2 separate regions of the Mus musculus genome follow, and region 2 is linked to region 1. The links are chromatin loops, found by intact Hi-C in ENCODE. Cell type or tissue: left cerebral cortex. All regions are shown on one strand.

Evidence for each region. A loop is a pair of places that touch in the nucleus more often than their neighbours do. Peaks named below come from ENCODE experiments on the same cell type or tissue, not always from the same donor. Only the 100,000 strongest peaks of a DNase experiment are listed, where the experiment ranks them.
Region 2: it touches region 1 in a loop (5-fold over the local background); 41 of 42 quality-filtered maps call a loop at or near these places.

What each region holds. Positions count from the first base shown.
Region 1 is chr16:17,275,198-17,277,697 of GRCm38, reverse strand. Tmem191c (transmembrane protein 191C) reads right to left here and starts at 1,398. Exons shown (of 10, transcript NM_177473.3): 1 at 1,230-1,398; 2 at 941-1,064; 3 at 811-861; 4 at 659-736; 5 at 448-504; 6 at 297-356; 7 at 106-170; 8 at 1-29. The coding sequence starts at 1,384. In left cerebral cortex, a CTCF peak has its summit at 1,449 (motif pointing right); DNase peaks (open chromatin) are centred at 710, 1,048 and 1,397; H3K4me3 peaks cover 1,680 bases; H3K27ac peaks cover 1,650 bases.
Region 2 is chr16:17,208,257-17,210,756 of GRCm38, reverse strand. It overlaps Rimbp3 (RIMS binding protein 3), which reads right to left. Exons shown (of 1, transcript NM_001033338.3): 1 at 1-2,500. The coding sequence starts at 2,043. Among named protein-coding and RNA genes, the nearest start is that of Rimbp3, 1.4 kb to the right of the region's middle. In left cerebral cortex, CTCF peaks have their summits at 567 (motif pointing left) and 1,472; DNase peaks (open chromatin) are centred at 556, 1,551 and 1,746; H3K4me3 peaks cover 2,160 bases; H3K27ac peaks cover 741 bases.

The sequences.
Region 1 (2,500 bases):
CCTGCACCGGACGAGGCTCTGAGTTCCACCTGCAGGACAGGCGCGGAGATGAGCCACCAGGCTGGGCCTAGCACCTTCCGACGCCCTCCAAGTCCCAATTCTTACGGTTCCGAGCCACCGCGCGTAGCCTCCAGCGCAGCTGCTGCCTCCATCACTTTCCCCTGCAGCTCCTGAAGGATGGCAATAGGGATTCAGGGCAGAGGATGCGCTACATCGCGAGTCAGAGAGTAAGGAAGAAAGAGTCGAGGCCGCAGGGCATTCGAAAGAGAACCGCTGTCAGAAACGAGGGGTCACACCTGCAGGACTCCACTCTGCTCCTGGAAGCTGGCCCAGGCCTCTTCTGTCCGCTGCGCACCCTAGAAGCCAGGGGCTTGGTATGAGCATCGCAATGACAGGCCCTCCCCACACGCCTTCCCCCCCCCCCCCAGAGTCCAGCGCCATTCGCACCTGCCGCAGGTCCTCTGCCTGCATGCTGAATTTGGCCTCCGCCAGCTCCAGATGTTTCTTCGGGAGGATTCAAGTGATGTCAAGAACCTGAAGTCCTCGCACACCACTGGGCCTCGAGGCTCGGTCCCCGGCCTTGAAGGCTGATACTCTGCCCACAAATGCACATAACCCTGCCCACAGCCATACTCCGCCCACAGCCCCGCCCAAGTACCTGCAGCGCCACAAGCTGGTTCCCTAGTTGCTGCTCCGCTCGCTGTTGACTTAGCTGCTCCCCTCCATAGTAGAAAAGCTGGGGACCGAACTCGTGAGTGCCTGGCTCAAGGATCTTGGGGACTAGGGCATGATCTGAGACACTGCACGTACCTGACTGGACAGTTCCTCCCACTGTTCCTGCAGCTTCCGATTGTGTTGCTCCTGCGAACAGGGTCCAGGCTGTCTAGGCCCCTCCTCCAGCCTAGCCACCCCGGGAGCCGCCTCTTGCTCTTGCCCGCACCAGGTCCTGCCGGTGCTGCTCCGCCGCCTCCAGCAGCCCACGAGCCCGCTCCGCACGCTCCCGTGCCGCCTCACATGCCTCGCCTCGAATGGCTCGTGATGCTTGACTTCGTCTCCGCTGCAGGCTACACGGGGGAGGGGGAGAGGGGGCGGAGAATTGGTCTGGGATAAAACCAGGGAGCAAGATATTTTGGGAAGGAGCCGCCACCAGCCTGAGAGTTCCAGACTAGGGTCCCACTGCCTGGAGCGAGACTGCCAACAAGCCTGCCGGGGCCTCGGTGCCCTCGCACCTGCGCTCGCGCTCCCGCAGCTCCTCCAGGCGCCCGGTGAGGCTCTCGCTCTCGGCTTCCAGCCCACGCACCAGCTCTTCTAGCTCCTGCTTCCGCAGGCGGCCATCTCGGTTGTCCTTCTGCAGCTGCAGCAGCTGCTCCTGCGGCTCAGTCATGGCTCCAGAGCTCCGCCCCGACCTCCACCGCCTGGGTAACTTGGTGGCCCGCGTCACAATAGGCAGCAGAGGGCGCCCGAACCCAACCGAGACGGATCACGCCCGACCAATTCAGGTATACAAAGCCGGGCTTGGTTGCCCACATCTGTAATTCTATCTCTTGGAGGTGTGAGGGCACGAAGATCAGGAGTTCAAGGTCATCCTTTGCTACATACGGAGTTTGAAATTAGCCAAGGCTACATGCGGACCTGTCTCAAAAAAAAGAAAAACAAAACAAAAAACAAAAATATCACAGTCCAGATCTGATTGGTAAAAAGTTACTAAAGTTCTAAGGAAGGACCAGACTTGATGGTCCGTACCTTGTAATCCCAAAATACTAGAGGCTGAGGCAAGATCACCTAGAGTTCAAGGTCAGCCTAGAGGTCTAAACAAGACCCTGACTCAAAAGAAAATGAGGGCCGGGTGTGGTGGCCCACGCCTTTAATCCCAGCACTTGGGAGGCAGAGGCAGGCGGATTTCTGAGTTCAAGGCCAGCCTAGTCTACAGCCTGAGTTCCAGGACAGCCAGGGCTACACAGAGAAACCCTGTCTCGAAAAAACAAACAAACAAACAAAAACCAAAGAAAAAAAGAAAGAAAAAATGAGAGGGTTTGAGAGATGGCTCAATGGTTAAGAGCACTGACTGCTCTTCCAGAGGTTCTGAGTTCAATTTCCAGCAACCACATGGTGATCCACAACCATCTATAATGGGATCTGATACCCTCTTCCGGTGTGTCTGAAGACAGCTATAGTGTGTGAGTGTGTGTGTATGTGTGTGTGTAATCTTTTTTTTTTTTTTTTTTTTTAAAGAAGGACTGAAGACATGGCTCAGCGGTTAAGAGTATTGACTGCTCTTCTAGAGGTCATAAGTTCAATTCCCAGAAATCACATAGTGGCTCACAACCATTTGTAATGGGATCTGATGCCCTCAAGACAGTGACAATGTACTCATATAAATAAAAATAAATAAGTCTTTAAAAATAAATAAATTAGCCAGGCGGTGGTGGCACACGCCTTTAATCCCAGCACTCGGGAGGCAGAGGCAGGCGCATTTCTGAGTTCGAGGCCAGCCTGGTCT
Region 2 (2,500 bases), 67 kb after region 1:
TTGCAACCCCTGCATCTCTTTCCCGGAAGTCCTAAGGTCACTTAGGGCTTTATTCTTGTAGTGCTGCAGCTGCTGCCGCCTGTCTTGCGCATATCCCTCTTGTTGCAGCAGCTGCTCAGCCAGCAGGCTAGTGGCTTCGAGTTCCTGCCTCTGCCTCGTGTGACTTTGCTGCCGGGAAACATTGCTGTTCTCATCTGCCATCTTCTTCATCCAGTTGGCCAGGGCCTGCAGCCGTGCATTCTCCTCTGACAGCCTGGCGCCTTTGTGCAGCGCGGCCTGCAGTTGTGCCTCTGTCTCCTCGTAGCGCCGCTCAGCTGCGGCTGCCTGAACGCTCAGTTCCTCGCATTCCCGCCGCTGTAAACCCAACTCGCGTTCCAGCGCCTGCACCTGGTGCCGAGTTATCTCCGAGGGTGTGCTGGGTCTGCCCGCGTCTGCCCAGGCGCCTGCTTTACTCTGATGTAGAGTCAACTGTCTTTGCAGGCGCAGCACTTCCCGCTGAGACTCACGCTGCAGCCGGTCCAAGTCACTGATGTTGCACCATTGCGCGCACGTGGCGCCCTCTTCAGGATGCGAGGAGCTGCCAAGGTCCGCGGCGATGCGCGCCTGCAGCAGGTGGCACTCCCGCCTCAATGCTTCGATCTGTAGATCCTTGGCTTGCAGCGCGCCAGCCTGTTCTGACAGGTCCTGAGCACGCTGGCAGGTAAACACTTGGCTCAGGTCCAGACCTTCGAGGCTCTCACCTGGCACTGGAGCACTCATGGCCCTCAGATTGGTCTCCTGAAGCTTGCGGGCCCTGTCTTCAAGGCGCTGAGCGAGATCGGTCAGCTCTGCGTGCTTCACCTTGAGCCATTTCACTTTCTCTCCTGCCTCCTCGGAGAAGCCTTTACGCCGCAGATGCAAGTTTTCTTCGCGCAGGTCACAACAGCGGCGAACCAGCACCTGCAATGCCTCGGCCAGCTCCGAGTTCTGCCTCACCAGTTCCTGGTAGTCCAGACCCGGAGGCGAGGAGGTCGAGGCTTCGCAGGGCTTGTTCTCGGAGCTTTCTTTCTGCAGGTCATTAGGTTTCCTATGTATTGATGGTAGCTGAGGCGGCGGCTGGGGACTGGAGGTGTCTGGAATAGACGCGCTGGTCGCAGGGGCCCTTACCTCGGATTCAGAAGCCTGGGAGCAATTCAGTGTGTTGTCCAGTGAGCAGGAATGTGCTGTTGCCAAAGATTCGAGGGAGCCGGCGCGCGTGGGCAGCAGGTCGTTTGGAGAATGAACCCGGACGCCAGTGTTCAGGCTTTCGAGGGATCCGAGTCGACGAGCAGGCTTTGGGGTGCCACCAGTGTTACTCTGGGCTTCTAGGGGCGGCTCTTCCAAGGAATGCGTGGCTTGGGGGTCCGCGGGTCCCGGTAAAGCCGGCTGCCAGCGGAAGTGCTCTAGGATGTATTTAAGGAATAGCTGGCGCTCCACGTCTAGCGCCGCCTGCAGGTGGCGGATGCGCGCGGCTTGTTCGCCGTCGGTCTCCCAGCGCAGCAGCGCCAGCACTTCCTGCAGGCGACAGCGGCATTGTGCCGCGGAGGCTTCGGATGCCCCTGAGCGGCTGCAGTAACCACGGTTCACTAGCTCCTGGGCCAGCTGACGCTGAAGCTCCCTTGCCTGGCGCAATACAACATCGCGCTCCTGGTGTAGCAACTGCTGCAGCTGCCGCATCTCTGCCTCCTTCCAGCGCAGCAGCTGCCGGATCTCGGCCTCACGCTCGCGCTGCACCTCCTCCTGCAGCTGCCGCAGCTCCCGGAGGCGTCGTGCCTCCCACTTGGAGCGCAGATGGTCAGCCAGCTGCTGCCGCTCCTGCTCAGCCGACTCCCGCAGCTGGCGCGTCTGGGTAGCGAAACGCCTCCGTTCCGACCGGCCGCGCGCGCGCTCGCCCTCCAGCTCTGCCCGTAGTTTTTCTAGCTCTCGTCTCTGCTCCTCCAGCACTGCGGCCGCTGGGCCGGGGCTGCTTGGCTTCTTGGGCGACGCGCGGCCACCACCCAAGGGGGTGGGTGAGTCCTTTGTCATTGTGGCCGCAGCCCGGCAAGAAGCCAGAGAGATAGTTTGGTATTGGTAGGCCAGTTAGCCAACGGCCTCCGCCCCCGGCCGCTGCCAACCGCCCCACGCGCCCCTTCCGGCGCCCCTAGGTGCCCTCCGCGCGCCTCTTCCGCCTTGGGGGCGATCTCCCTTATAACCTGTCGCCTCCCCACAGATTGAGTGCCTTTCGCTTCTTCCTAAACTCCTGAGACCCCTTTCAAACTAGCCTCTGAACTTCCCCGGATACCCCGGGCATATTTCGGAGCCCACACATATCTGCTTTAGGGCTTTTGTGACCTGTTCCACTTTCGCCCTGGCAGTGTGCAATCCTTTCCAGAATTAGATCCCCAGTAGGGTTCCTAGATGATCGCTGATCCTGGGCCTGAGTAAAAATGGATTCTGGTCAGATCTCACCTGGCTCTACTAGGGTTTCTGGTCGAGTTTTGAA